Linked DNA regions of Mus musculus: regions 1, 2, 4, 5 and 6 are each linked to region 3. A link is a loop called in an ENCODE intact Hi-C map of the cell type or tissue named here. Cell type or tissue: heart. All regions are shown on one strand. Region 1 holds the start of Dip2c (disco interacting protein 2 homolog C). Region 2 holds the start of Gtpbp4 (GTP binding protein 4). Region 3 holds the start of Zmynd11 (zinc finger, MYND domain containing 11). Region 4 overlaps Zmynd11 (zinc finger, MYND domain containing 11). Region 5 holds the start of Larp4b (La ribonucleoprotein domain family, member 4B). Region 6 overlaps Zmynd11 (zinc finger, MYND domain containing 11).

Region 1 (5,000 bases), 490 kb before region 3:
ACACATGAGGTCCTGCCTCAGAAGACTGATGTACAATTAGCAAGGATGCTGAATATTAGTCATCCTTTCTTCAAGAACCTATGGGGGGTGGGCAGGTAAGACTAGGCTGAAGGTTGGAGCAGTTAGTGAGGGTCCCCTAGTTTAAAGCTAAGAAGTTCACTTGCGTTCCATAAGAAGATGTGCTGAAGCACTGTTGAAAGAAGTGTCTACAATTTCAGGGTCCCATTGCTGGGTACACCATCTCAATGGTCTTTAGAATATTCCAGGCAGGAAGAAGCATGGGGACTAGAAACAGTGTTTGCAGGCATGGGAAGGAAGCAGACCATCAGTGTTTTTGTGGGATACATTTGAGGGGACTGAGAAGCAAAAGTTGTGTGAAGATAAAGGAAGGTAGAGAAGCCAGGGTGACTTTAGCCTAGATAATTAGGAAAACACTAGTAGCTGATAAAAGCAGGTGGGTGATGGGTAAGACCCTAAGGCCGAAGGCACCGTACACATTATTCATAGGACATGGCAGAATCCATCAATGCTAATCAGTAAGTTTCTTCTTTGTTGGCTGTCTTGCTTGGTACTGGAAGGTGCTATGCAGGCTGTGGATGTGTGTGTTTAACAGTTTTAACCATCTATGAACCCTGCAATAATAACCTGAATGATATTAATACTATGTGTGAAGATCAAGGTCATATGCTTTCACAACTGCTGTCTGATTGGATTTCAGACCTGCCTCACAGGAGGAAACATATGCCTGGTACTGCAAATCTGGCTGGGGAGATCATAGGTAGGAGTGAACCTAACCTACTATTACTACTCCGCTAAAGGGACGAGGCATCAAACTGCCCTCTAAATTTGTATTTCTCTACCCACAGACTAGTGCAGACTTCCGACCTCATCAGAGGAATTTCTTTGTGTAGTGGTTGACACAGAAACTCACAACTGATCAAAGTGGAGAGAATAGATGTCAGTAGAGTGCTCAGTCACAAATAGGGCGTCTGTATCATAACCCCACACCCGAAGCTCAGAGACCATCACAGAAGACGGAGTAGAAAGATTGTAATAGTCAGAGGTTGAGGAAAACTGGGAACAAAACTGTCTTCTGGACACGACAATACCTCTGGACTCACAAACTCACAGAAGCTATGGTTGCCAGCACAGGATGAAGGCAGTTAACATTCTAGCATGCCATAGCAAAGGGCTAATGAGCTCCTATCCCTATGGCCAGTTGATGGCTTCTCGGGGAGGGAGAGTCAGTTTTTTATTATTTTTTTCCATAAGGATGTGCCTCCTGTGAGATCAGCCATCCTGAAATATTTGAGCAGAACAAATTGGAGTCCATAGGTTATTGAATAATAATAATAATAATAATAATAGACATAAAATTGGGATAGTAGAGAGGTGGGGATGACTCTGGGAGGAGCTAAGGGATACATTGTAGGAGATTCTCAAAGAGTTAATAAAATGCTTTAAGAAGCAGGTGGATGTTTAATGTTAGGAGATGCTGTTTTTACTTTGGTTTTGTGGTGTTTGGGGCTTCAGGGGCAGCTAGGTGAGATTACTCTGGAGACAGCTGGCCATGCGAGAATGCCCCCAAATAGTCAGACTCCGTATCAGCCATTCAGAATAGACATTGATACCATCACAGGCGATGACCAAAGGGAAAAAAATTCACAAGAGGTAGAAGAAAAGCAGGGGATGATATTGTAGGATGTGAGGGAGAAGACACTTGCTGAAGACTCCTTAGGCTGGACAGTGTGTGACAGACCCAACCTACCTTGATTTATTTCCACGGATGGGAAAAATGAAGTCTAGACAAAACATTGTGTGTTTCAAGGTCATATAGTAGTCTGTTCTAGATCCATGCTTTTAAACTTCAAACCTAGGACTCAATCTATGTCTCATGCTGTTTTGTTTTTTTTTTTTAATTATTTTTTCCTCTTAAAAGTATTTTAAAAAAATCAGCCCTCGATGATCCAGAACATTTGAAGTTTTAACAAGCAGGCTAGGGTGTGCTTCCGAATGCCTTCTTTATTTTTCTCCTTGAGTCTTGAGGAGCCTAACTAAGCCTCAGGGTTGGGAAGACCCCCTCCTAAGGCCAAATGCACCACTGTCCCACGAGCGCGCTCTCGAAGTACTCGCTGGAGGCCCCGCCCCCCTGAGCGCGCGCCGCCGTGGCACGTCCGCGCGCTCCCACCCTCCGCGCGCGCCTTCTTGTTGCCCGGTGCGCGCGCAGCGGCGCTCGCTCCCGCCGGGGCAGGGCGGCCGCGGAGCAGCTCGAGAGCCCTGTGGCCGTGACCGCGGGCGGGCCCGTGATCCGGTGCCGGCCGAGCGGGGCCGGAGCCCGCGGCTGGGGGAGGCGCGCAGAGAGCCGGGCGCGAGGCCACCGCCAGGGTCGGGGCCGCGCTGAGGAGGCTGAGGAGACTGACGAGGCACTGAGGAGGCGCTGAGGAGACGCTGAGGAGGCTGACGAGGCGCTGAGGAGACTGAGGAGGCGCTGAGGAGACTGACGAGGCTGAGGAGGCTAAGGAGAAAATCCCCGCGCGCCTGCCCGCCGCCGCCCGGCCTCCCGCTCCCGCCCGCCCGCCGCCGCCTCCTCAGTGCGGCTCCTCCGGGTTCGAGTGGCGGCCGCTGAGGAGCCCTCCGTCGGCGAACAAAGAGGAGGCCGGCAGGGCGGAGGCGTCTGCGGCGAGCATGGCGGACCGCAGCCTGGAAGGCATGGCTCTCCCGTTGGAGGTGAGGGCCCGGCTGGCCGAGCTGGAGCTGGAGCTGTCGGAAGGTAACAGCAACCCCCCTTAGCCCCGCGCCCGGGCCGGGCCGGGACACCGCTTCTCTGGAGCGCGCTCGGGGCCCCGCGGGCCGGGCCGTGCTGTCACTCCGGGGAGGGCGCGCGCCGGGCCTCGGGGTGGCGGGGCCCCGGCCCTGACCCTGGCCCGGGCCCCGTGTGGTGGCCCCGGGGAGGGTGCATGTGTGTGCATGTGCTTGTGTGCGCGCGTGCTTGTGTGTGTGTGTGTGTGTGTGTGTGTGTGTAGTGTGTGTGCGTGTGTATGTGTGTGTGTGCACGCGCGCGCGTGTGCGTGCCGCGGCCCCCGCCCTCCAGGCTCAACTGGCACGGTGCAGCCGCGATGCCCCCTGCGCGCTGCGGCTGGGCCCGGGGCTCCCGGCTACGAAGCAAGATGGAGCAACCTTTAGGGCTGCGGGGGAAATGGCCTTGGTGGGGATGTGCGCTCTTCCCTAATGGAGAGGCGCTGCGTCCTTGATGCAGCTGCAGTACCACCACCACCACCACCACCACCACCACCACCATCATCACCACCACCACATGCACCAGCAGCACCACCAGCACCAGCACAGCACATGCTTCCACGCTCCCTGCTTGGGGACGGCCTCTGAATGGCCTGATTTTAATGCGAAACTTGTCAGTGGACTTCGGGATTGGATCCCCCTGAGGCTGCAGGCACACGGTCCTGTCAGCGGGAGGAAGATAGTAGTACTATTGTTCCGGCGTGTTTGTGACGAGCTGGTTGAGTTAGAGCCCTAAAACCTCCCCCCTCAGGCCAGGTTGGATGCCTCCTTCCCATCGTGCCGGATAGAGACATTGAGACTTTGCGGCTGCTCTGCTGTGATTTCACGGAGTGTTATATACGCTTTCGTCTTTGCTCTTCATGGTGGACATCATGTGCTCAACTGTCATAAGTTTCAGCTTGGGTTTTGTAGGTTCTTTTTTCCTTTTTCCTCCACTAAAGTTCCAAAATGTGTCTAGTAATAAATATTTAGCGGTCATCCCACTCATTGAGAAGACTACAGCTTAGTGGTGTGGAAATGGCCTGTCGTCTCTCTTGAGTTAATATTTGGAGCAGTTTAGCATGGTAAACTTTTTTTTTTTTTGGTAACGATTTGTGAGGGCCAGCAGCCAGAACGTAAATTCATTCGTGCCAGTTTTCATCATGGGGAGGAGCTGACGTTGACTTTACGTTTTCCCTTTTAACACTTGCAGGGTGGAGAGTAAACCAGGTGGCTGTAAGTGTTGCTTCTGTTATCAGATTCTCATAGATTAGACATTTTCTTTATCCCGAATTTGGGGTTCTCCAAGGTGTTTTGGAAGCAGTCCCTGGGAAGCTCCAATGGAGGAAAAGATAATGTGTCCCAGACTGTGCTTCCTGCCTCAGTTCTGACCATCTAGAGATAAGAGAGAGCATCACCCTTCCACAGGCAGAAAGGGCAGGGCTGAATTCTTTAGATTTAAACTGGAAGATGAGGTATGCAGTGTGGACAGTGTATTTCTAGTAAGTAACTATAAAGAAACATTTGTGTTTTGTTAGACTTGAGATAGACTGTCTTCTTCAGCTTACCAGCGCTGTTTTATCGTCTGCATCCTGTATTGAAAGCACCCCTTCCCATTCATGTTCTCACTCAAAGCAAGCACCTCTGCTATCTGCACTATGTTAATGTGATGTGTCTCTGCCCACCCATACTTGAAAAGTGAGAAGCCATCTGAACCTGCATTGAGCCCTTTCCGCAGGGTCTGAATCTCCCTGCCTACTAGGAAGTCAATTCACATTTACTCTCAAAGCCTCACATAATGCCTGGAGCCACATATCCTGCTCTCCTCTTGTTGAGAGTAGCTGTCTGTTTTGTTTTTAGGTAACAGCGGTCACCTGTCATGATCGATCACTCTTGAAGAGTGAGTGTTGCCCAGAGAAGTATGGAAAACCACTTTAGATGAGGTGTACTTAGCTTAACTCCCTGTGAGCACCTTGTGTCTGTATAGAACTTAGAGGACTCAATGAGTTTCTTGGTGAATGGGTGGGCTTAGAGAAGTGTGTACATATATTTGTATTCAGGAAGTCCTTTTCTATTTTCTTTTTCTATATGAGCTATGTTGAGACCTGACCTAAACTTTTAAGAATTACAAAAAGAATAGAATAGAAAAGAAAAGAAAAGAAAAGAAGAAAAGAAAAAAAAAAGCCTTTTGTCACTGTGTTCAGCTTCTGCTACTCCTTGGAACC
Region 2 (5,000 bases), 770 kb before region 3:
TACTTTCCCTTGATCACTTCCATTAATTGAACAATATTGATCATTTTCTATAATAAAGGATAGAATGAACACAATGCTGAAGACAAAACAGTGAAGAAGACACTAAGATCCAACGAAACAAAACCAAAGGCAAGCAGGTAATCACAATACAGTCTGCCAGATTACGGAGAGCATGGATACTCAGGCCTGCTGCTCTTCTACTCTGTTCCTTTCCATGGTCCTCATATCTTTTAAAAGTTGCCTACTGAAAAGTTTCTCCAAACTCACCCATTTATTAGTATATTCTTTGTTTTTATTTTTCTAATCAGGGTTTCTCTGTGTGTAGCTTTGATTGTCCTGGAATTTGCTCTGTACACCAGGCTAGCCTCAAACTCACAGAGATCTCCTGCCTTTGCCTCCTCAGTAGTGGGATTAAAGGCATGCACTAACACCGACTGCCCAGTTCTCACTACATTCTTATGTTATCCCAAATCTCTGATATTTACAGGAGTTTATAGTCAGGGTTCCTCCCACCCAAGCCCTCGCCCACCAAAACAGAGAGATATTTGAGTTCACTTTATAAAATGGCACAGTACTTGTGTGTAGAAGAATCCACATATATTTGTCATATACGGTAAATAGCTGTAACTATATGTAGGGAATGCTCCTTTAAAAAGTCTATGTGCATGGTGGCTCACGCCTTTAATCCTAATCCTAGAGGCAGAAATGTATAAGTTCCAGGCCAGCCAAGGCAGACAAAAAGAAAGCAAACAAACAAAAAAGAGAAAATAAAGTCTATGTACATTAAATATAGATGCAATTTTCAAATAGTGTTTTTAATCTGTGTTGGTTGACTCTGGATTTGAACTCATACAGAGGGCCAATTGGAGCTCACACTTCTCCATCATACTGCGGTGGGTATAAACACATTCAGTTATTCCTTCAGAAAATCCTTTTTTTTTAAGATTTATTTACTTATTTATTTATTATATATAAGTACATTGTAGCTGTCCTCAGATACTCCAGAAAAGGGCATCAGATTTCATTACAGACGTAACGTGGTTGCTGGGATTTGAACTCGAGACCTTCGGAAGAGCAGTCGGCGCTCCTAAACCACTGAGCCATCTCGCCAGCCCCCAGAATATGATTCTTAAAGACGCAGACTATTCTATGTGTTTCTATACACAGAACTTGGCACACACTTTACAAAAGCACCCCATACTCTTCAGATTGACTTTTTATTTCCCACCACCTATCTACACACATGCAAACTCATCTGCAAACAGACCTCCTTCAGGGCAACAGAGACAAAGGCTGCCTTTCCTAGGTCAATTATATCAACAAAGTTCCTTTGACCCAATGAACTCTATTTCCAGTGAAATAAAAAGTGTACGAGTTCCTTCAACATGCACTTGAGAAGTAGTGGCGACAGTCTCGTGGGCTAAAACAAAATGTGATTCCTACATGTAGTTTCTTTCCAATTATTACAAACGTGTGAAAAACGTATCAGAATGGATATCAGAAAGAGGAAGAAAGGAGAAATACAGAGACGTGTAAGGAAAACAACTAGTGGAAACATGGTTTTTGTCTTTTCAAGACAGGGTCTTTCAGAGATCCGCCTACCTTTGCCTCCCTAGTGCTGAGACTAAAGGCGTGCACTACCACGCCCACCAGAAAATACTAGTTCTTTACACAAGTTTTCAAAGCAAGCTCATTCAGAAAGGGGGATGTCGAAAACACCCACACTGCGGTCAATTTAACGATAGTGACACTGGTTCCTCTAACTGATTCTGCAATTTAATGCCCATGGCTTGCCAGAGAAACCGGTGTATCCTTTTAGGTTCTTTAGCCTACCTCATTCTCGACATTTGGGAGGAAAGCATCTTGCTACGTTACATAATGTGGGCCTGGCTACTTGCGTGCTTATAACCAATTGCATCTTTTAAGTCCAACGACAAAATGACAGCTACCTAAAATCTTTTTAGACCGTGACGTCACGAATCAAATTCTACTTAAAGGGGAGGGTACTCACACGACGCTCACCACTGGCCCCTTCAGGCTTCCTACCCTGCTCCTTACTGTGGCCACCACCCAGACACTTTGTCCCGTCGGCAGGCCACACAAGAATCATAGGCTCTGGAACGGCCCTGATGTCTTGGAGGGATTCTAGGGCTTAGGGTACCCAAGGACAGCAGGAGAGGGGCTTGGTTTCAGAGAGTGGGACTGATCTCCGAGGGTCGCGAGGACAAAGCCTAGCAAGCGGAGCTCCGCACTGAGGGCCGAGGGACTGCACGGTGTCCTCCCTCCCCCAGTCTCGGGGATACAGGCCTGGACCCTCCCTGGCGACTTGTCGGGGAAATGGAGATAGGCGGAAACGACCTCTGTCACCCCTACCTTGGCAGACGGCACCACCGTAATCTTCTTGAAGTTGTAATGCGCCATGCCGGCGGTGGAACGCACGAGGAACCAGGAGAAGCGGAGGACCGGACTTCCGCCGGCGGAGGTGGGCGGGACTTCCGCTATCCGGCGTGACACAACTTTGGCTGCCGGACTCAAGCGTTACATCATTTCCTGAATGTCCGCGAGGCGTGGCCCACGCGTCCGCCTAGACAGGCTTCTAGTCCCACAGCGTCCCCGCTCGGCCGGGAAGTCCGCCGCCAAGAGCCGCGGTAGAGATCTGCTGGGTTTAGAGGTGGGAGAGATAACCTTGCGGGGTGAAAGGGAGACTCCCGGCTGGCCACCTTGGCGGGGCTCTCAGGAAACACTGCCCTCACCCAAGCCGGCTTCGGGGCTCCAAAGGGTGTTTCCAGCCACCTCTGGGGACGCCGCGGCCAGAGCGAGTGACGAGCGGGAAGACGCAGCGCGGGGCTTCTGCATCACTTTGGTGTCCCTTGAGCAAGAAAGGCTGTCTGTCGCCTGGCAGTGTGGAAAGTTATTTATTCGAGTAAATTATGTTGACGGGGCTTCTGTTAATGGAGTAGACTGCATACTTCCAGGTGGCCCGAGTTTCCTCTCCTGACCTTGCAGTCTCGAGGTGGTTTGTGGGTGCTCCACCTTCACCTGACCTTCACCTGACATGGGCCAGTGAAAAAACTCTGCCCCCCACACAGCTGCCCAGAACCCAGGCACCAGACATAGACACAAAGTCTGATCCGTACAGACCTACATGGATTGAAGCCAACCTTCCCACTTGCGTTTTCCCTGTCAGTTTAATTAAGCCACCCATTTCTTTACCTTAATCCATCTACTCTTGCCTCATGATTATCTTTTAACTAAAAGACCCTTTCTCAGGTGTTGCCATCTTCTTCAAACCTTTCTCCCTATTTTTCTGTGACATCCATCATTCTGGTACTTGATGTCTAGAATGCAGTCTTCTTTGCTAATTTACCTTCCTGAGTCTCTCCCTAACTAGATAATCCTCAAGGTTCTTCCTCTCCTCAAAGTCTCCTTTCTCCTTTCTCCTTCACAGCCCCAGTGTGGACTACTTTGATAATACAAGTTGCTTTCAGCCTGGTGTCTTTTTTAATTACAATCAGACATTTTCAATCAGACTCCAGATATGTTAAATTGGGTATTTCCCAAGAGCATTTACTTTCTGCTTTTCTGACTAAATGCATCTCTCTGTGCTGTTGGAAAGGACAGTCTCGGGCTGGTGAGATGGCTCAGCGGGTAAGAGCACTAACTGCTCTTCTGAAGTTCCTGAGTTCAAATCTCAGCAACCACATAGAGGCTCACAACCACCCATAATGAGATCTGACACCCTCTTCTGGTGCGTTTGAAGTCAGCTACAGTGTACTTATGTATAATAATAAATAAATCTTTGGGCTGGAGTAAGCAAGAACTGAGTGAGGCTCGGCAGTGGTGGCGCATGCCTTTAATTCAAGCACTTGGGAGGCAGACACAGCTGGATTTCTGAGTTTGAGGCCAGCCTGGTCTACAGAGTGAGTTCCAGAACAGCCAGGGCTACACAGAGAAACCCTGTCTCAGAAAAAGCAAAAAGGAAAAAAAAAAAAAAAAAAAACTGAGTGAACTGAATTGATCGGAGCAAGCAGGGTGGACTGGAGCAAGCATAGGTCCTAAAAATTCAATTCCCAACAACCACATGAAGGCTCACAACCATCTGTACATATACAGTGTACTCACATACATAAAATAAATAAATCTTAAAAAAAAAAAAAAGGCCAGGCGTGGTGGCGCACGACTTTAATCCCAGCACTCGGGAGGCAGAGGCAGGTGAATTTCTGAGTTCGAGACCAGCCTGGTCTACAAAGTGAGTTCCAGGACAGCCAGGGCTACACAGAGAAACCCTGTCTCAAAAAACCAAAAAAAAAAAAAAAAAAAAAAAAAAAGGAAAGGAAAGGACAGCCTCACATTCTGACTCCCCACTAGGGTACTGAACAAAACTGAACAGAGTCAAGAGCAAGGTTGACCAAGACTAAAGACCTTGAAACAAAGTTAGTAGATGAGGCCTCAGGGGCAGAGGTGAGGTCATAAGAAGAGTGGCCCTACTGATGATGAATCCCAGGAACAGGAGCAGAGAAGGAAAATTATGGAATAAGGCAAAAGAGCTGTATGTGGTCCCACACAGTGGGTTAGCAGAATCCAGGTATTCACCAAGGAGACTCAGTCCTTGGAGCCCAGCTCAAATAGGAGGAAGTGGATAAGGATGAAGCACTTGGACAATTGATAAAATTTTCACTCTCAGGTAACTCAAGAATCCCATATGGTGTTAAACCTTAAATAGGGCTGACTATAGCTCAAGCAGTGTTCAAAGCAGTTGACCCCAAATTAACTCACTTAGCTCCTACAAAAACCTTATAATATTTGGTGAGGAAACAAAACTATACAATTTTGTTATATGTAGAAATTATATAAAATTATATAAGATATATAAGAATTATATAAAAAGCCTTGAACATGTGGCTTGGCTCCTACAAAACCTGCTTTGACATACTGCTTCTAAGTCATTGTGTGTGCTCTCTCACTTTTCAGATCTTTTAACAAGTCCTGCTCTTCTTCAT
Region 3 (5,000 bases):
AAATCAATCAACTGAAAACTAGAGAGGGTAATAAAAAATCTTCCAACAGCTGTTAGGGCTTTAAGCAACCACTGTCCTAACAGCATGTGATAGTTCTGTTACAAATGTCAAAAATCTTTGCTCCAATTAGCATCTCAATTAAGTTATGCAGGGATATGAATGCCTCTATTATATGCTATCAGAACCATCCTAAAGGGGAACAGAGGAAGGGTTACAAAGGGGTGAAACAAACCTATGTCCTTTACAGAAACAGGCAAATGGACATCCACCCAGAGCACTAACTTTAAGATATCTGAAGAATATTTAAGTAGAATCAGAGTGGAGTTCTAACATCTTAAATCTATTTTTCTTTATAACAAAAGCACTCATGTGTGCATTTATTGCAAATGCTAACTGCAAGAAAAACCCAACTGTCCACCTTGGAGAACACAAGAAATGCAATTTTCACCTGAACCGCCTATACAGAAAAAACAGCGGGTAAAGCACAGCTATTTTCTTAATCGGAGCTCAACAAGAAACTTATTCTAACCTGATCATAATCGCAGCTCATGTCTTCTAATCTTTCATTCTCTGGCCTCTTCATCTTACTGAGTCAGCCAAAATACTGACTACAATGTAAACAAAGTACTGACTACAATGTAAACAAAGACCAGGAAAATAATCTACCTGTATGTACATAAGTTCCCATTTCTTCTTCTAGTCTAACACATTAGAGATTTTAAAAAATACAAACACCATCTTTACTACCATAAAACACTCAAACTTTTAGAGTACAACCAGACACTCTCTATTAACTTCTAGACACTCATTAGAATCAATGGCACCCCCCCAATCATTTGAGATTATGTGTCCCATAATAATTAAGCTACATATCTTGTTACATATCTTGTTTTCTTTTTTTAAAGCATTTACTTTCTGCGTCTCCTAGTGATTTTTTTTTTAATATTTTTGCCGGCATACAACACAATTGATTGTAGGAAATTTAACTCCCAGGTGAAGCAGAGAGAGGGCCTGAGCGAGATAGTCTCACAAAACCCCTTAAAATGCTTACTGCCTTTGGGGTGACCTCTCCTTCATCGGGCCACCTGGCCACTTCCTCTATGCTCAAAAACACACATGACATCAGTCATTATGTATACAGCAAGTGAAACCAGCAATTGGATACATACCACATAAGACACTAGGTACAGTATATGCCTCCCACTAAACATGGGTACTGTGTAAACACTACTTATGACTCTAGTAACTGTGTATACAACCCTACAGGAAAGCAGGTACGCTGTGTGTACTCAGTATAAAACACCGATCACACTGGTCATGCAAGGGATGTTAACACCAGATACTCTGTAACACTTTATGGCACTGGATACTCTATACAAGGAATACTGCACACTGAACCCCACACAATGCTAGATACTATGTTCACATCTTATCACACCGGGAATCCAGCGCACAGTTCAGCTGTTCGCTGGCAGAGGCCGGCGTCTATACAGATTAGAGGACTGTGTGCATGCATACTGCCGGTGACACCGAGGGCTACACACGAATCACATAGGACAATCAGTACCACGGACACACACTGAGCACCACAAACACATCACCAACCACTAAGTCCCACGGACACACCGCAAAAGCCCCCTCGGCTCGGCCCAGGGAAAAGGCATGAGGGGAGACAGTGCAAGCGAAAGTTCAGGCCACAACCCCACAGGCAGCGTCCCCATCGGCTTCTCTCCGCAGCTCTGCGTGGGCACAAGACGGCCGATCCCCCCAGGACGGCCAGAAGGACCTGTTGAGGCAGCTGAGGCCTCGCTACCCGCTCGCCTGCAGCCCCGGGAGAGCGACGGACACCGGTCTCGGGTCTCAGGGGCGTTCGCTTTCATCGCTCCCCGTCCGCCCGCTCGCTACACGCTCCGCGCAAAGGCCCCAGGGCCTGGCCAAGCGGGAGGCGCGGGGACCGGGCGGGAGGAGCTCACAAGACTCCGCGGCTTCCCGGAGCCAGCAGGCCGCGCGCGGCTCTCCGCGGCCTTCCCGCGGGCCTGCTCCTCACGTCAGCCGGAGGTACAAGGTGCTGGACAGAGGAAACGCGCCCACCCCTCAGGCCTCACCGGCCTGGGGCCGTGCCTGACGCCACCGGCAGCCGCCGCCCGCCCGCCCGGGAGCCCGGGGCCCCGGCAGCCACCACAGCTCAGGCCGCGCTGCCGCCGCCGCGGATGCCTCCGCCCTCCCCGCCGCCCAGCCGCCCCGCCGCCGCCGAGCTTTCCCCACCATTATGCTGCGCTCCGTCGCCGCCGCCGCTGCCGCCGCCGCGCCCGGCCCTCCCTCCGGAGCCGCCTCCTTCCCGCCGCCCGGCGCCTCTCGGGCCTCAGCCGGCGACGGGCGCGGGGGGCGGGGGGGACGCAGGCCGCCGCCTCCTCCTCCCCGCCATCTCCTCCCTCCTCCCCGGCTCCCCCCGCTGGCTCAGCGCGGAGGGCTCGGGGCTCGAGGGGCGCCATGTTGGCGGCGGCTTCCACCACAGAAAAAAAAAAAAAAAAATGCCTCGGCGCGCGCCGGGGCGAAACCGGGCGAGGCGGCCGGGGCGTCGCGCGCCGGCTGGAGGCCTGGCCCGCCGCGCGCTCTCGCTCGCTCGTTCGTTCGCTCGCTCACTCACCGCGTCTCCTCAGCCCGACGGCGGCGCGGGGCCTGCGGGGCTGCAGAGGACGCCTGGGGGGCAAAGTTGGCATCCCCCAACCAAGAGGCGGTTCACACGGTGCGGGCGCGGCGGCCGGCCCGGCTCGCGGCCTCCTCGGAGTTCATTGTGTGCGCTTGAGTGTTTCCCCGCGCGGGGCCGGGCCGGGCGAGCGCGGGGCCGGGCCGGGCGAGCGCGGGGCCTGGGCCGAGCTGCGCACGGGGGGCTCTAGCGGCCGGCGCGGGACTTGCGCGGCCCGCGCTGTCTCCCCGCCCCGAGGCCGGGGGAGCCCGCCGCACCCGCTCCTACCTTCCCTCGACCTGTCTCCGGCGCCTCGCTGAGAAATCGGTTTCAGCATATTCTAAGGGGGTCCACACACGAACTCCATGTCAACACACACGTGCGAGCTACGTACGTGCAGGCGCGCTGGAGGCGAGCACCGAGACACGAGGGTAGCATTGTTAGGATCCGGCCAAGCCCGGTGGGCTGCGTTGCAGCTTGCGGTGTGGACCCGCTCGGCACTTTGCTTGGCTCCTAATGGCTCCGTGTTGGACAAGCACTCGCCCGTGTACTACTGACCCGAGTGGGTAAGACGGTATCCCTCGCTTTCCAATCCTGTGCTCAAAAAAAAAAAAAAAGTTGCAAAGACACCCGAGTTCCCCGTCTCAAATATGCACAAGTGGGACGTTTAGAAAGAATGGACCACCCATTATCACTCTGGTTAGAACATTACAAATTGCTGTGAGGAGTAGGTTATCTTTTCTAGTGAGCAATTCTAGATCTAATCAGAGGAGAGCCCTTAAGCTATATGGCTTTAAAAGTCTTGGGGGAAAAGTCAAAGCATATACAGATGTCATACGTTGTCCTAACAACCTTTGCCTGCTAGGAGTTTAAAAGGGGAAACCCATTAGCTAAGATTGCCTGTCCCTATTCTCATTGGATAGATGTACCTGAAAAATCACTGGCGACGCCCCTAGAAATCTAGGGTTCTTATACAAATTATCCATCTGTTTACAGTGCTGATCTCTAAGTTAGAACTTACTTAGAGTAGCATTGAGTTGGCTTTTTGAAGTACACCAGTCAAACGGTCTTTCAAACTGTTAACAGTTCTGCCACTGATACCAGCATCGCAGAGAGAAGTGTTTGCTCTTTTGATGTTTGTTTCTGGCTTCCCCCCGCCCCCACTTCTAAGATCATGAAGTATTTATAATTCATTTAAATAATAAAATATGGCATGGCTGGACAGCAAGATTGCTCAGCAAATAAAGCCACTCACCACCAAGCCTGAAAGTCTGAGTTCAAGCCCCAGGACCCACCTGTGTGATGGAATGAAAGAACCAGTTTATTTCAGAAGTCGCCCTTAAACTAGATGGGTGGACTAAAGGATGCCAGGGGAAATCATGCCGTATTGGATTGGACTGCTGGACTGGAAATCACTTCTTTAAGTGAATCACCTCTTTTTTAAAAAAAGGTCTTCTTTCAGCTGTAGAGGAATGCCTACTTCTATATTTCTATGTAGTTTGCAGAAGCTACTCAAGTATGAAAATTTTTCTGTGTGGGGGGGAGGGAAAGAGGGAGGGACACACACACTCACAGAGAGAGAGAGAGAGAGAGAGAGAGAAGGGGGGAGGGAGAGAGGGAGAGAGAAATACAGTTTAGGAAAACAAAGTGACTCCCCCCAGTTATACAGAATAGAAATAGCTTCTATTTTTACATATAACTCTCTTAGATAGCCTATCTATAAGATTTCCTATTTCTTTGCTATAGTTTCCCAGCCCAACAGCTTTATTAACTGCATTTGTCTGTCAACTGGGTGAGTATATGAGGGTGGGTCAGAAGGCCAGTGGCTGGAGGTTGGACGGAGGTTTGGAAGACCAAAGTAATGTAGTTGTTTCTGTGCAACCTGTGACATACTCTGGATTTATGTACTGGGTTGTGAAAGAAGGCAAAAGGTTGAGGGGTCTGAGGGGAGAAATTGGAGACAGGAGGAATGATGGAGTTGAGGGATGGTTTGCATCAATCCACATGTGTTTCACAGACTCTCACACAGCCCTGCATTCTTCCTTGGCCACAATCAATACACCCTATGCTACACAATTTCAATTGAGCATACTGCTTCTTTCACATTCTGCTTTGAGAAAAATCATGGAAAGAAGACAGACTATTCAAGCAATTAAGAATGGAAATTGTCTGTCGGGGAAATGAATTATATTCTTACTTTATATTCTTTTTTTTTTTTTTACAAAGTCCAAATGACTTAAGTTGAAAAAAAAAGCTGAAATATTATCCAAAGCTAGAAAAAAACATATAGGTGAATATTTGTGATATTTTGAGT
Region 4 (5,000 bases), 62 kb before region 3:
CCGTAGCCCTATGGCCTGAGCCGCTGTGCCGCACAGGTGGTAAGCGGTTACACACGGGGTGAAATGGGTGAGCTGTGCTTTTCCCCAGCATTTAGGAAAACAAGTCTACATCCAGGAAAAGGGGAGCACGGAGACACATGCTCCTAGGCGGCCGCCCTGTCAGATCTGCTCTACCACACTGTGGACACACATCAGGGCTGCTGACCTCAAATGGTCAGCCTCACTAGATGAGAAACATCCAGACAGCATCAGATACCAAGGAGTCTTGAAATGCTGCTGATTGGGTAACGGTCTGTAGGTAGGTAACTCCGTTCAAGGAAACACACAATCAGCCCTTGAAGTACTGGAGTATACTCACTAAATCCTGGAGCTAGCTCTGCACAAATCAAACAGGGCAGGAACAGCTATCTTTTCTGATGCATCCTTTGAGTCACTCAAGCCAGCTGGGCTATCTGCAGCCACCTGGCTGGCAACAGTGGCCTCTGCTCTCTAAACTGTATCTATGCACCCTTGCTCTAAACATAATCCTATGGAATATTTCACTCTGTTGACTTAAATCTAATTTCTTTTGATGCCAGTACCATACAAAATAAAGCAACACAGATTTTTCTATGCACAAAAATCAGATGAAAGTGGAATATCACTATGGTTAAAAGACCCTCACTAGCGTCTCCTGTCTTTAAAGCCCTCTGCAACAGCACGGAAACTCCACTAACGTTCAGCGAGCACATGCCCGCACTTGCCCGTCATCACCTCCTTAAGCCTCAGTCTGTGCTCAGCCTTTCTGGCTTTGCCTGTATGGTCAGGGTTACTTATCGGCATAGCCATACACAGCAGTGCTATTGGGGAAAGAGGCTGAGTCTGGAACTTTCATTTCCCTGGAATACACAGTAGGACAGAGGATGACACCTAGTTCTTGCTCTGCTGAAATTCGTCTGCAGCAAGTGGCTGCAGTTACAAGTGAAGATGAATAAGGCTAAAAGTGACGATTCCAGAGCAGAGTGACAGGAGAGTGACAGGAGAGGCCAGACAGGGCTCACCTCCTTAGCTACATCCAGCGCAAACTGACCAGACACCTTCAGATATCATCTTTATTTATATGTTACTTCAGGAAACTCTTACCGTTGCCTGATAAGTTCTTCTCAGGCTTAGACTTTCTATTTGGGTCTATCACAGTCGAGAAGCCTTTGGATACAATGTCAGTGTCCACTTATATAAAGCCCTAGAGCAAGCAAACTCTCCTGAGACAGAACGGAAGGGGTAGTGCCAGCTGTGCTGAAACGTGCCCTGTGTGGTACTCGGATGCCACAGGGGAGCTGTGTGTGCTCTCCTAACCTACATCTCTCCTCAAAGGAAAACTTCCAATGTCTGTAAGTCACTCACAGGGTTCTGATCAGGCTAGTTGAAGGAAGAGACCTAGGAGTTTATAATCTACATACTGTCCTCAGTGTGACCCACACCCAACAAAACAAAACAAAGCAAACCCCAAAACCATAGGCACACACTGAGGCAAGACTTGAAGTTCCACTGCCGCTGTGCTCCTGCTAAGTGTAAAGTAGTGAGGCTTCAAACACAACTTTTGAAGGTCACATTGCAGTCCACCTGCGTGTCTTTTTCCATCCTTGCCCAGCTTTGCTCTGCTACTCATTGTATGCATCAGATACACTGTGGAGGGCGGCTCTGATCTAAGCATTTGTGGGCTCATTTTATCCACTACAGTAGCAACTTCAGTGTCCTCGGTCATATGGGTCTGACCCAAAGAATCGCACTGGGAGACCAGTCTGTGGAGAACACACTTTTTACAGGAACCCAGTCCCTCCTTTCTACCAACAGGTAAGAAACCCTCCTCTAGACACTGAAGCTGCTCTCAGTCATACACACTGCCTGGTGCCAGTGACCACAGAGCTGTGTGTCTGGACCCACACAGTGATGGACTCTGTCTCCCAAAGTGGGTGGGGAGCGCTTCTCAACAGAAGCAGAGCTTTTCCCAGGGATGTATGGGAATAAAATTCGGGCTGCAAGAAGCTCTTATGCCTGAGGATTTCATAGGTTTTCTCCCCATTCCCAGGTGCATTTCAGGTTAAATATTTTATAAAAGAAACCGACAGAAGGTATGTGTGCTGATGCACACCTTTAATCTCAGCACTTGGGAGGCAGAAGCAGGAAATCTTTGAGTTTAAGGAAAGCCTGGTCTACACAGAGAGTTCCAGAAGGACAGCCAAGAATATACAGAAACACCTTGTTATCAAAAACCAAAAGAAAAATATTCACAGAACAAGACTGCTGAGATAGCGTTAGGAAACAGACAGGGGTGTGTACTGAGGCCCCGGCACAGGGTGTAGGTGTAGGACCATTAGGCCACCCAGCATTTTAACAGACGAGAAGCTCCTCCAACCATGGAGGAAGAGCTTTCACAGCGAGCGTGGCTGTCAGAACCACTGAACAGAAGAAGCTACACAGACGCCCACACCGCCCTGTCTCTCTAACCCCTTCACTAGCTTTGAAGATTACGCTTGCTCTCCACTGGCAGGCTGTAACCTTCTTCAATCAAAGTGAATACAAGTCTTTTGACATGGCCCTCCCTAGTCAAGAGTCCAGTCCTGCAGAATTACCAAATCCAGCACTGCACACAGAGAGGTCAAAGGGTGAGCTGAGGGAGCTCGTGCTCTCCTCCTACCACGTTATGTCCTGGGGATGGAGCTTAGGTCCCCAAGCTCGGCAGCAAAGCACCTTTACCCACTGAGCCCTCTTGCTCACCCTCCTTTTCTGTTTTGTGCCAACGCACTCCTTGCTACTTGTTCTGTTTTTAAGAAGGAAGGCATGCAGACAGTGAGACCTCTGTCTGCAGAGCTCCAAATCCCTCCTACCCAACACCATCTACTCTACACTGTGAACAAGGAGAAATTATGTATTTTCTGTTCACTAAACACGTTTTGCTTAAGATCATACCTATCCACTACAACAAAAGCATAAGCATTATTTATCTTCTCAGATCTTGAGCATTATAATAAACTTCGTGAGGACTCAATGGTTTTATTTACTAAGAGCGCCTGTCCTTAAAGAAGACCTGGGTTTGATTCCAAGGACCCATAATGATGGTTCGCAGCCATCTGCATCTCTGGCCTCTGTGGGCACCAGGCATACATATAGTACACAGACATACATGCAGGCAAAACACCAAGCATAGTACATAAAAATAAATCTAAAGAAAAACTATAATAAAGTTCAGTTAACTTGCTGCCCAGCCTCCAAAAGAGAAATGGCAGGATCTAATACGCTATTGCCCAAACCTGTCACAGCCTGCTTGTTGCTTGGGTCCAAGTCTGTTTACTATAACATTTACCATGGAAATGCACTGTACAAACCATGCGACTTCTTTCCTAACCTGAGTGGGTTTAGATAGCTTCAACAGTGATTAGGCGACAATACCCAGGAGTTCACACTTTCTGTCTTAGACTCAATTTGAACAGCTTCTCCCCTTTTCAGAGTTCTTATTTCTTTTTTATCTAGCTAAGCCCATAGGGAGCAAAGCCACCTTATGACAGTATATTGTTCAGGTAGCATTATATTAAAAGCAATTTTCTATTTCCCTTTAAATTAAATTTATGAAATACAGGTATCTTTAAACTAATGTGATCAATGGTCATTATTTTCAGTATTACTCACCATTTAAAAAATAATGGCTTCTACTTCTAATTCACTTAAAAGCCAAATATCCATTCTATGTTTGTTAATATGGACCTTGAAAGCAAAGATATTTACTTTGGGGGTAAAAATACTAAGTCGCTCACATTCATAAAAGTGAACTGACCAAACGACAAGAGTAGCCATTTCAAAGCAGATACATGAAAGGAGAATTGCATCTAAACACCTTTCATTTATCACATGGTCCCACTTCATTGTGAGTATTAACTACAAACCACTCTGCTTCAGGAGTTAGGATACACTATACTACCTGTGTCCCCAAAGCATGAAGCGAGTACAGAAGTAGCCCCAACTCTTCTTCCATGAGACAACTTTCAAGTACCTCTACCCTGCAGTGGACTTGCTTCCACATCAGGTCCTCTGAGCAGTCACTTGGCCCCTGCTGCTCCTCCACAGAAACATTCTCTGGTTAGCTTAAGTAACAGACAAGTTCTATTCCTTTGATCTTCACCTACCTAATGGGCACATTGCAACCCATGTTTGACAGAAAGGGCACCAGGGGCTTGACCTAGGACTTAAAAGTTAACTTTAAAAGGCTGGTGTCTGAGAAGGTGCTCCGGAGTTGGTGTTACAAGCAGTTATGATCTGCCTGTTGTGGAGCACTGGGAATTGAACCTGGGTCCTCAGAACAGCATCTACTCTGAAGCACCGAGCCATCTCTCCAGCACATTCACATGTGCTCTTCTAAAGCTTTTTGCTTTGCTTTGCAGAATCTCTCCTTTGGGATGTGTTCAGAAGGATGTGGCAGCATGGAGACTTGGGCTAGAGGCCTCAGTGCACTCTTAAGAGTTAAGGCCAAGGGACGGGGAACCATAGGCTGCAAACTCAAAGAGCTTTGTAGCTCAGACCCAAGGCATTATGTAATAATAATAATAATAATAATAATAATAATAATAATAATAATAATAATTTATCTTTTGTTTTCTTATATTTCTTATGTTTTCATATTTTACTACTGGGCTATATTCATCTACCATGCAATTCATACAAATAATTTTTTCACAGAGAGAAATGCCATGTAAATATTTAAGAAGGGATGAGTACTTTTCAGATTTTTAAAGGACCTATGGGAACAATCTTATGTTTCATGATTTAAGTGGATCCTTTCATTCAAAAATAGTATGTGATGTATGTGATGTGTGTGTATAGTGAGTATTATCTGGTGTATGATGTGTGGTTTGTGTGTATGTAGGGGAGATGTCTAGGATTTTTGTGTATAATATAGCTAGTATAGCATGTGTGATCTCTGAAATGTCTGGCATATTGTGATATGTGTATTTGTTTTATCTGGTATG
Region 5 (5,000 bases), 670 kb before region 3:
TACTGGTTTTGTTTGTTTGTTTGTTTGTTGTTGTTGTTTGAGAATGTTGTCATTGGCAAGTTTCCTGTGCTCCAGCGGAAGATCCATGGGCATATGAACAACACAGTGTATCAGCTGGCAAAAGCACTTATCAGTTCCTTGGCTAGTACTTACCATTTAACTGGGGTGGGGTAGCATTGTGGTGCCAGTTGCAAATTACACTGAGATAGTCTGCTGGCAAAGGCCCATGCTACTAACTCTGATGATCTCAGCTGAATCCTTGGGACCCAACATGATGAAAGGAACAAATTAATTCCCACATGAGAATCAATCCCTTCTACCTAAAAGGGGTATGTGTGTGTGTGTGTGTGTGTGTGTGTGTGTGTGTGTGTGAAGAAGAGAGTTCCCCTTTCCCTCATTAACTCTATTATTTTTGGATACATATACACATACAAGAAAAGAAAATGAAGTGTTTAAAAGTTTAAAAAGGGGGATAGTAGTGACTGGATGGATATCTTGTTTCAGTTATTTTTTTGAAACAGTGTTTCACACTGACGCTCCCCAGGAGTGCTTGGAGTTCAGTGATCCATCTGGTTCACCTCCATGAGCTGCTCAAGCAAAAGGTGAGAGCCATTGCATCTGGCTCTGATTGCTAAGTCTTTACTAGAACTACAAAGTACAGAGAGGACCTAGAAGGGAGATAGGATCACAGGAAAGGGGCGGGGGGGGGGGGGCGTGGGGGGAGATAAGCAAGAGTAGATCAGAAGTAGAGGGTAGGCGTATGAGGGAAACAGAATCATAGTGATTAGGACCTAAGATGCTCTGGATCGTAGGTTCTCATCTCTCCCTCTCTATCTCCCTCTCCTCTCCTTTCCTCCCCTTCTCCCCTTCTCTCTCCATGCTACGAATGGAAGCCAGGGCCTTTCATATGTCAGGCAGGCACTATCACTGAACCACATCCCAGGGGATTTATAGGAAAAAACACCTATTAAATGCTGACTTGGTTCTCAGTAAAAACTTTGTATAGGCTGTGCTTTATTCTAGCATAGACTGAGTTGACTCACCCAATGTCTTAAGAATTCTTAGTACACTAATGTAATTGGAAAGTTAGGGTGTCTCAATCTACAGGGTAGGAAAGGAAATAGACCGTTTTCACTAGTTTGTGAAAGTCCTTCTTTTTATGCAATAGTACTTAATGTTATCCTGTAGGAAAGACAAGGAGCCATGAAGATCTTTGTTGACAAGATGGAGAAGATATATTTGAAGGACATACCTGTTGGTACTCTGGATTAGGTGTACCAGTTGCATTTACGGACACCAAATACCCCGAGGTGTTAACAGCAGGCAGAACTACCAGGGAAGGGAAAAGCATTAATAGTACTAATGTTGTATATTCTTTCCAGTACCAGAGGCAAGCTTTACTTACAATTTATTATCTTTAGAGACACGTCAATGAGTAGGGCACATAGTGCCAGGCAGTACTTCCAACTCGGGAGGTGGGAGGCAAAACAATCAATGCGAGGGAGCCAGCCTGTGTAAAAATAGTGAGAACTGGTCTTTGAAGAAGAAATACCGTGAGAATAGTTACTATGAGACTAAATACTGTGAGAATGCCTGTGAAATAGTTAACTAGGAAACAGTCTTAAGCCTAGTAACTGCAACAAGGTGTCACATAGAGGCTGGGTGAGGTGGCTCACTTGGTTAAGGCCTTTGCTCTGAAGTGTAAACACCAAGAGTTTGAGCATCAAGACCCAGAGGGAGGAAGAGAAGAAACTCCCACAAAAAAGACCCAATACAGGAGAGTCAAAGATGGTTCTTCCAAAATGCACTCTTCAGTATTTGAAAAATGTTCCTAGAAACCAATGAGCAGAACCATGGTATGGTATGGTATGGTATGGTATGGTATGGTAACCATGGATATTGTTCCAAGAGAGCTTTTTCATTCGGGAAAAATTCGTATGGCTTCGAATAATGAATTATAGACAGTAAGCAACCGGCGAATAAACGCAGATAAGTAGGCAGCAAGTTTTAAGTAAAGTAAATGTAATATACGTTTTTTCTTTTTTTTTTTTAAAAGAAAATCGATAAAAGAAGGGTTTTAGTATTTTCAATTCTCTGGGAAGCGACAAGAGCAGGTTTCTTTGCTTATCCAAATCATTCTTGTCCCATACTGAAGTCGGGGAAGCTGTAGAGAAATGCCGGACATGGGTCCAGGTCCTGGGGACAGCGGGTCCGGAGCGAGGGGTGCGCTTTCAGGACGCCACCAGCCTGGGACGCCCCACACCCCAGCACTTGCTCATAAGATGCTAAGCTGCCTACAACTGGCGCTCCGACTGCTACAGGGCGGGGCTTGCAGAATGGGCGGGGAGAGACGAGGTGTGCGGCGCGCGCAGCAGCTCAGGGCGGGGCGGGGCGGGGTGGGGCGGCGCGGGGCGGTGCGGGGTGTGGGGGGGGAAATTGGCGTCGTGCGCGCACGCGCCAATCACAGATGCCGCGAGATGGGTGCGCGCCGAGAGGCCGGGGGAAGTAGAAGGGAGGACTCGCGTCCCCTCTTAGCCAATCGCTACGCAGCGCCTCCATGACGCTAGGCTCTCCTGGGCGCCAAACGCCAGTCGGCGGGCCGGGTGGGTGAGGGCGCCGGGGTAGGGCGCGGGGCCGCGCGGGGGTGGGACTTCCGCAGGGCCCCGGAAGTGGGATCTGTGTGTTCTCATGCGAACGGGAAGGAGCGTTGGGGATCTGGAGTCTCGAGGTTGAGACATTTTCGGGCCCGAAAAAGGAAGGATCGGCTGCCGTCGCTGCCAAGTCCGCGCCCGCTCTTCTTTGCTGTCTCCGGCCCGGCCCGGCCGTGCCGCCTTTTCTTGCCGTCTCCCTCCTCGGCCGTCCCCGCGTGTTTTGCGCGGTCGCCGGGCACCGGGGCTGCGGCGACGAGCCCGCGGGCGGCCGGTCGGGCGGGGCGGGCGGCTGACAGGTGAGCGGGGCGGTCCTCGGTCACCGACGGGGCGGCCTCCCTCCGCGCCCCGTGCTCGGACCCGCGCCTCCACCAGCCTGTCACCGGGCCGCCATCTTCCCGGAGGGACGGGGCCAGTGGCGGGCAGGGCCGGGCCCGGGCGGGGAGGGGAACGGCACAGGGCCGGGCTGGGGCCGGCGCTGGGGAGGACAGAAAGAGGGGCAGTGCCGCGGAGGGAGCGGCAGGGCAGGCTGGACTGTGGCCCCGATAGCCCGGGGTAGGCTGGACCTGGGAGGACCTGCGGGCCGGGGTCAGACCTGACTGACACGGCCCTGGCCGGGGAGGACTGGAGCGAAGTGAGACGTGTGCAGAGTCTTCCCGGAGGCCGCGTCTCCCAGGCTCTTGGGGGTTTGCCTATGCAGCCCGAGGAGAATGGGCTGGGGTCGCAGGCCACCATCGCCCCGAGGGCAGGCGGGCGGGCCCCGGGGACCCGCAGTGCGGCGCCCGGGGCCTCGCCCCCCTCGGTCCCGCCGGAGACCGGCCAGACAGCCGCGCTCGCTGCTGCGGGGAGAGGTGGCTCATTAGGGAATCGCATTCCTTTAGAACCAGGAAGTTAGGATCCTGTTGCTCGAGTGTGTGTTTGGAATGCTGCTCCCTTTTCCCCCATACACTTGATAGACTTGAGCGGGTCCGACTTTGAGATAGTTAAGAAATAAAAATTAAATGTGAAGACTCATGGTAACCGGCCAGGAACCTCTTAACCACCTGCTTCTCAGTGGTGTATAGTAGAACATGAAGTTTGTTGAGTTGAGGTCATTGCATCTTGTGACTTTCAGTGAATGTAATCTTGTTAACCCCCTCGTTTTTTGGTGTAAGGTGGCTTTGAATTTGGACTGACTCGAAATGTGAGAAAACGACCCGGAGAAAAATGATCTCAATCTGCCTTCCATTCGCGACCTTCTCACTGGCGTTGGAATACTTTGTTTTAATCATAAACTGAAACTTTGAAGTTTTCCATAACTGAACAAACGGGAGGGCTTCCCATGGCTGCAGTGGAATTAGTTTGTAGCACACAGTCAAACAAGGGAGTTTTAAATAGAGGCAATAGCAACTGCATTTGTTTCTTTTAGGATATTTAGCTGCTTCCCTTTTCAAATTGAGTTGAATATTTAAAATGCACTTGCAGTTTGTTTTGAGTTGGTGTTTGCAAGACCACAAGAGGAGAAAAGGGTGATGGTTTTTGTTTTTGGTGGTCTTTTAGTATATTATGTGCAATTTCTATACTTCCCTAACTTGGTTGGCTTCTCTTATTTACAGTCAGGGTTAATTTAATTGAGGCTTTTTTTCTTCGTGCTTAATATACCAAAATCCAGTATTGTAATCAAATTGTACAAGAAATAGTTTAAGGAGATTTGTTGGGAATTGCTAAAGTAGAATGCTCTCTGAAAGTTTATTTTTTAGTTAGTACATTTTCCCTTAAAACTTTAACTAGTTAGAAATATATTTCATCTCATATTTTGAAAACTAATGTGACTTGAGTTGACTTATTTATATGGAACGGCATGGCTTCTTAGTCATTAGAAGCTATCCTGAGCTCACCTTTGATTCCAGCACTAGGGAGGCAAAGGAAGGGAGGCCAGCCTGGTCTACAGATGGAATGTCAGGGCTACACAGAGAAACCTATCTTGAAAAAAACCAAAAACAAACAAACAAAAAACTTACTTTCTTGGTGACTAAAATTTTGAAAAGTCTCATAAGACTGATGTAAGCATGAAGCATGCAGATGTTTGCTTTTTGCTATTTTTATTGTTACTGAATTCCTAATTTTGATATTCTGCCTTATAGGTGGCAATTTTAATTTATTACTCATGTCTTGATCACGTGTCTCTGTCATAGAAGACAGGTTCTGAGACAGCATATAAGTTTGGAGAAGGGAGCTATACTATATGTGAGTAGGCTCCAGAGAGAAAATAGATGATTATAATGGGTGTAGAAGTTTGCATTCATTTTTCCACACTGTAGAAGAGCAGCTGAAATGAAGTAGCTGAAATTTCATAGTAATGCTTTGGGGGCT
Region 6 (5,000 bases), 70 kb before region 3:
AGATCCTAGAAAAACCCACTACAACAGACCCCATGTGTCAGGCGACAGTTGGCTTTCCTAAGTCAGCTTCACAGTCTAGAGAGGAGGGAGTCCAAAATCATTCACTTTACGTTTTCTGCCTCCTATGAGTAATACAATATTCTATCAAAAACACATTCCTGAAAACTAGCAACTAGCGCCTTCTTGTGAAACGTATTCTTTTGGTATGAATTCACAATTACAATCTGTTTATTTTCAATACATTAAATACTCTTCATAAGATGGACTTTTTACTGTGTGTTCTAAGCAGCCATACATGTTCTATCCAGATCAAGGATTCTGTACTACATGGTAGAGTGTCAGGTCTATTGAGAGGTCTGACCATTCTTCCTATCTTTGTATGAGGAGAGCCCGGCCAATGTGTCTGGATGACAGAAGTCAGTGCAGAGACTTGGACACACTGACTGATTCCACTGGAATATGCACAGTGTCCCTCTGTGAGAACCTGAAACCAACTCGATATGATGTGTGAAGCTTGTAATGCTAAAATTTACCTCTTCATCAAAGCTAAAATGTTCACTCGGTAGTGAAGTCGTTCATTATAATGACATTAGTTTCTGTCTCCTAAGTACTTCTCCAAGTACTTAGTGACAACACAAGACACTTGGAGTACTCACAGGGACATAAGACAAAGCACAGGAGAAAACACGGTCCTTTGTTCTGAAGCCTCTCATGCATTACTGACCTCGGCCCAAGACACCAAGCCAGCCCTAAGGAGATGTTCAGACAGCTGACTTTACTGTGACTCCACTTTTAGAACCTTTTCTGGCTTTATCCATGCTCTCCAATGGGAATTCTCAAAAGTTAAATTCACTTTTCTAATCCAAACTAATTGCAACGAGACTTAGAGGAGAATCCTGTTAACATCTTAATTTTAAAATGTTCAATATTGTTAGGGCCTTAATTCATAGTGAGAATTATGTGTGTCATCCTGCAGATTGGTATCTTTTATGAAATATTGTGAAGTAATTTTAGGGCCAACTTCTTTGTTTAGAATATACACATTTTATGCATTCCACATATGTAACTGTTTAGGCTTTTCGAACTCATGCCTTGGAGTGGAGCCAATGTGTGCTGTCCATCTCCATCCGTACAATCCTGAATTGATTGGTTCTGCCTGTTACTGGGGTCATGGAGAAGACTCAATACCTGTGCATCTTTACAGTGTGAAGCGGCTGTGAGGACCCTCCCATGCCCTGCATGATGGGTTCAATTTCAGCACAAGTTTGCTCTACACCTGAGAACAAAGCATCCCACTGAAATTCTCTTTTACAACAATACTGAAAACTTACATAAGTTATTACTAGCTACAGGCATGTGTGAATGTGAAACAAACATGGCGCTCCTGTCCCTAGAACAGCCACCCACACATTCATGAGCTCAGCTCTGGCTACTGCACAAGCTGTGAATTACCTCTGGTGGTGATGGCCAAAGAAGCGAACATCCACTTGATTGTCTTCTTTCTGCATGACTTTGGCTGGCCAAAACCCAAAACCTTTCATTTTAGCCCAAACCAGCTCATGATTAGGTATCTGAAAATGATATGTTATTTCTTTTAATATTGAACTACTTAAGTAGAGAAACATGGGCTAAGTAAGGCATAATCTAATTGGATATTTCCTTTTAACTATGAGATATATAGAAGTACTTTTTTTCTTTTGACATCAACAAAATAACCACAATTCATATGTTTAAGAGAAAAAACAATTCTAGACTATTCTCCAGATGAGGCAGAAGCTGGGATAAGGTGGCCTCTAAATCCAAGAGCCCCGTGCATGACAGCAGTGAGCAGAGTGCACTGAGTGTGCGTCCAGTAGCACCTGGCTGTGTGCTAGGAAGGGGAGAGTTTTAGGACCCACAGAGATTTTCTGATTGTGAGGCCTCCTAAGTCCACCTGATGTCAGAGTCTCTGGGGACACTGCCCTCAAATGCTCACACACGCTGCCGTTTCATAGGAAATGATGGAGCAGCAGAGAGAGGCAAAGCCTCAGGTCTCTTGTTGAAACAGAGGAAAAGCAAAAGCCTCGCTCTCCTGTTTATCAAGGGACCCAGGCATGGTCTTACTCAGTGCTGTTGACATTCGGAACTGAGAATGGTTGTTGCTTTGTCAGGTTTCATCTGTGCATACTCATTAAGATCACATGAACTATATGATGTAAAGAAGTATATTTCACAGGCTTTACCATCCGTAAGTAAACAGGGATAACTAACAAACAGTTCTCTATAAAGGAAAATCACAAAATCCCACATACGCAAGGGTAGCAGAACCAGTTGTCGGGCCGTGCGTTTGACAGATAGAAGCAGTTCTTGCAAAGCTGCAGCTCGTCCAGCTGAAAAGCAAAGCAACGGTTTGAACCACGGCAGAAGAGATGCAGCTGCGTGGCATGCAGCCGTGTTCTCGGGCCCTTCCCTAATCTAGCGCACTGCAACTCAACACCTTAGTATGAGCGAGGCCTTGCCACAGCGGACTCCTCCACTCACAAGCCAGGTGACAGTGTCCTTCCCTGGCTCTGCCCACTGCCGGCCTTGCTTGCAGAGATTTCTTCATAACTGTACAGGTTAGTTCTTTCTTTTCCTGTTGCCAACTTTTCTCCAGCAGATAGCTCTCTGTGCCCTAGAGTTTATACCTACATCACCGTTTCACTCCTTCTAACACAGAAGTGATCCAATAAGACTTAAATAACTAAAAAAGAAAATCTGAATTTGAAATGAACGGAAGAAATCAAACTCCTTATTTGAGATTTTTTTTACAAGAAAAACTTTCGATGTTTCTCTTCCTGTATGCACAGAGAGTTTGTTCTCTGCCTTAACTGGCTTGTCATGTGACCCTCATTCTAAGACATGGCTCTGGCTACAGAGGGCAGCTCGTGCACATCTCACCACCTCACCAACACATCAGCAATGAGCAGTGCTTCAAAGTTACTAAAGTTATTTGCCATAACATGTTGTTAAGTTTTTCCAAGAATATTTACTTCCTTCCCATATATGCGGAACATGAAAATCGAATTACATTCAAAGGAACTGCCACAATTAAGATGTAGCAATGAAGGACAGAGGCCTGACGAGTAGGATTATAACAGAAGTTTAATAATTAAGTGTGAATATAAAGTACCTCGTGACACGTGTCTTTATATAACATCCGTGCAATGTCCGCCTGCTCACTGTCTGCTGTAATTGAAGATAAACAACCTATCATCAATATTCTAGAAGCCACTGCCATTGAGTCAAGCCACTCTACTGTCATTCCGTTTATCAAATGGCAACACAGTCATCTCAAAACACACGTTTTATAGAATGTTCAGGTGGCACAGGCAACTTGCATTTAACACAACTCCTAGAGAGGGATTTCGTGTCTTTGAGAAGGAGATCTTAGTAGGAAAGTATGAAAACTCTGAAGTGCTCAGAAAACCCTCTTAGCTAAGAGAGAGCATGTGGATGGGAAGCCGGCATTTCACTGAGGATGTAGTTTAGTGGGAGAGTGCTTAACTGACATTCACAAGTCCCTTAGCTAGATCCTCAGCACCAGGGGAAAAAAAAAAGGTCAAAAGAATGCTTTCCCCACACAGGGCACTGGCCATCACCTCTGTAAGCCACACCAGGAAGCAAGCATCAGTTTAAATTCCAACATCATTACTCATGTATGAATTACAAAGAACTGTTGCAGATATTCAACGTGGAATTTAATATTTTCAAACTGTACAGAAAGACAAAAAGGATGGAACCTCCATAGAAGATCACTGTGTTGTGGAGAAGCAGCTGTGCGTCAGCCTTGAACTCCTCGTAACTCCGGTACTTCCCCTCATTCACCTTCTGTGGGGTAAAAGACAGAACTTGAGAAGGGGACACAGCAGAATCTGCCCAGATGACATCTGAACTCTGGCTGCCTGCACCAGAAATAACAGAGCCACATGTGGCCAGTGTGTCTACTTCCCACAGTGGACTGCACAGCTGCCATGCCTCAACTGCAGCTGTGGGGGCAGCTGCTGCTGAGCTTTGCCAATAGGAAATGATTAGAACAGAGCAGGGCCACATATGCCTGCCATCTTCCTAACAGCTGGATGAAGACAGAGGAGGAGCCATTAGCCTACACAACAGTCCCCAAACCTCTTAAGATGTGATTCTGAGCAGGACCAGACATTGGCTTGCAGTGAAGTCTCAGGAGTTCCTCTATAGACCAAAACAATGCATGGCTTTCTCTACATTAGTGAGAAACAGAAAAGGACTTTCTTCAATGCACTCTTTGTAGCTTGGCCTTTGGTAGGTGGCCAAAGAGACTCTGGAGGGGTATCTCCCCCTCGTAGAAAGGAGCCCAAACTTTTCTAGTACTTTATGTAGAGCTAAGCTACCTGGAAATAGCAAGAATTTCTGAATCCTAGTGATTTTGGCATAAAAATGGCTTGGAAAGCCAAGTCTTCTAAGGAATGTTCACATACCATGTGACTCATGAAACTTCTTTCTTATATAGTAGTACTAGTTCAACTGCCCTTTCTTTAATGATAATTCCCACTTCTCCTAGGTCATCACCTATACAGCCTACATAGAATTGCAGGGGAAGTGGCGCTGGCCAGCTCTGATGCTTCCCTTCCCTTCCTGTGTATCTTCCTGTGTATCTTCCTGTGTATCTTCCTGTGTATCTTCTGTGTATCTTCCTGTGTATCCTACCTCTAACGGGCTAGTGTACAACAGGCACGGGACCTTGCAGGAGCTTGCCCAGCTACATACCTAGCCACGATGCCCACAAAGCGCCTCCTGGTGAGTTCTGCTCTAAACCATGATTCATGTTTTGGATTTTAAACTGGATCACAGACTGATAAGATCATAGAAATCTTGTCTTTCTGCTAATTTTCCTTACAGGACTCCTGCTCATATTATATAAGGCCAAAGCATGAACCCAGATAGCATCATCCCACTTTACAGGGAGCCTAAGAGAATCCAGACACCTTCATGGGAGGGGTGATGGC

What was found. Peaks named below come from ENCODE experiments on the same cell type or tissue, not always from the same donor. Only the 100,000 strongest peaks of a DNase experiment are listed, where the experiment ranks them.
Region 1: a loop joins it to region 3, with 4 times the contacts of the local background. A loop is called at or near these places in 5 of 42 quality-filtered maps.
Region 2: it touches region 3 in a loop (2.1-fold over the local background); 3 of 42 quality-filtered maps call a loop at or near these places.
Region 4: it touches region 3 in a loop (2.0-fold over the local background); 3 of 42 quality-filtered maps call a loop at or near these places.
Region 5: a loop joins it to region 3, with 3 times the contacts of the local background. A loop is called at or near these places in 3 of 42 quality-filtered maps.
Region 6: a loop joins it to region 3, with 1.9 times the contacts of the local background. A loop is called at or near these places in 7 of 42 quality-filtered maps.

Annotation. Positions count from the first base shown.
Region 1 is chr13:9,274,297-9,279,296 of GRCm38, forward strand. It overlaps Dip2c (disco interacting protein 2 homolog C), which reads left to right and starts at 2,229. Exons shown (of 37, transcript NM_001081426.2): 1 at 2,229-2,770. The coding sequence starts at 2,686. In heart, a CTCF peak has its summit at 2,412; DNase peaks (open chromatin) are centred at 2,255 and 2,875; H3K4me3 peaks cover 2,479 bases; H3K27ac peaks cover 1,578 bases.
Region 2 is chr13:8,993,576-8,998,575 of GRCm38, forward strand. It overlaps Gtpbp4 (GTP binding protein 4), which reads right to left and starts at 2,437. Exons shown (of 17, transcript NM_027000.4): 1 at 2,374-2,437. The coding sequence starts at 2,421. In heart, a CTCF peak has its summit at 2,614; a DNase peak (open chromatin) is centred at 2,556; H3K4me3 peaks cover 2,274 bases; H3K27ac peaks cover 2,022 bases.
Region 3 is chr13:9,762,081-9,767,080 of GRCm38, forward strand. It overlaps Zmynd11 (zinc finger, MYND domain containing 11), which reads right to left and starts at 3,241. Exons shown (of 15, transcript NM_001199141.2): 1 at 2,975-3,241. In heart, a CTCF peak has its summit at 2,953; DNase peaks (open chromatin) are centred at 2,331 and 3,061; H3K4me3 peaks cover 3,301 bases; H3K27ac peaks cover 2,661 bases.
Region 4 is chr13:9,700,428-9,705,427 of GRCm38, forward strand. All of the region lies in intron 4 of Zmynd11 (zinc finger, MYND domain containing 11), which reads right to left. Among named protein-coding and RNA genes, the nearest start is that of Gm36423, 28 kb to the left of the region's middle. In heart, no CTCF peak of the experiment used is centred here; no DNase peak of the experiment used is centred here.
Region 5 is chr13:9,091,234-9,096,233 of GRCm38, forward strand. Larp4b (La ribonucleoprotein domain family, member 4B) reads left to right here and starts at 2,648. Exons shown (of 18, transcript NM_172585.3): 1 at 2,648-2,947. In heart, no CTCF peak of the experiment used is centred here; DNase peaks (open chromatin) are centred at 2,568 and 3,258; H3K4me3 peaks cover 2,811 bases; H3K27ac peaks cover 2,299 bases.
Region 6 is chr13:9,691,978-9,696,977 of GRCm38, forward strand. It overlaps Zmynd11 (zinc finger, MYND domain containing 11), which reads right to left. Exons shown (of 15, transcript NM_001199141.2): 7 at 3,762-3,849; 8 at 3,152-3,207; 9 at 2,292-2,369; 10 at 1,453-1,571. Among named protein-coding and RNA genes, the nearest start is that of Gm36423, 20 kb to the left of the region's middle. In heart, a CTCF peak has its summit at 2,908; a DNase peak (open chromatin) is centred at 3,994.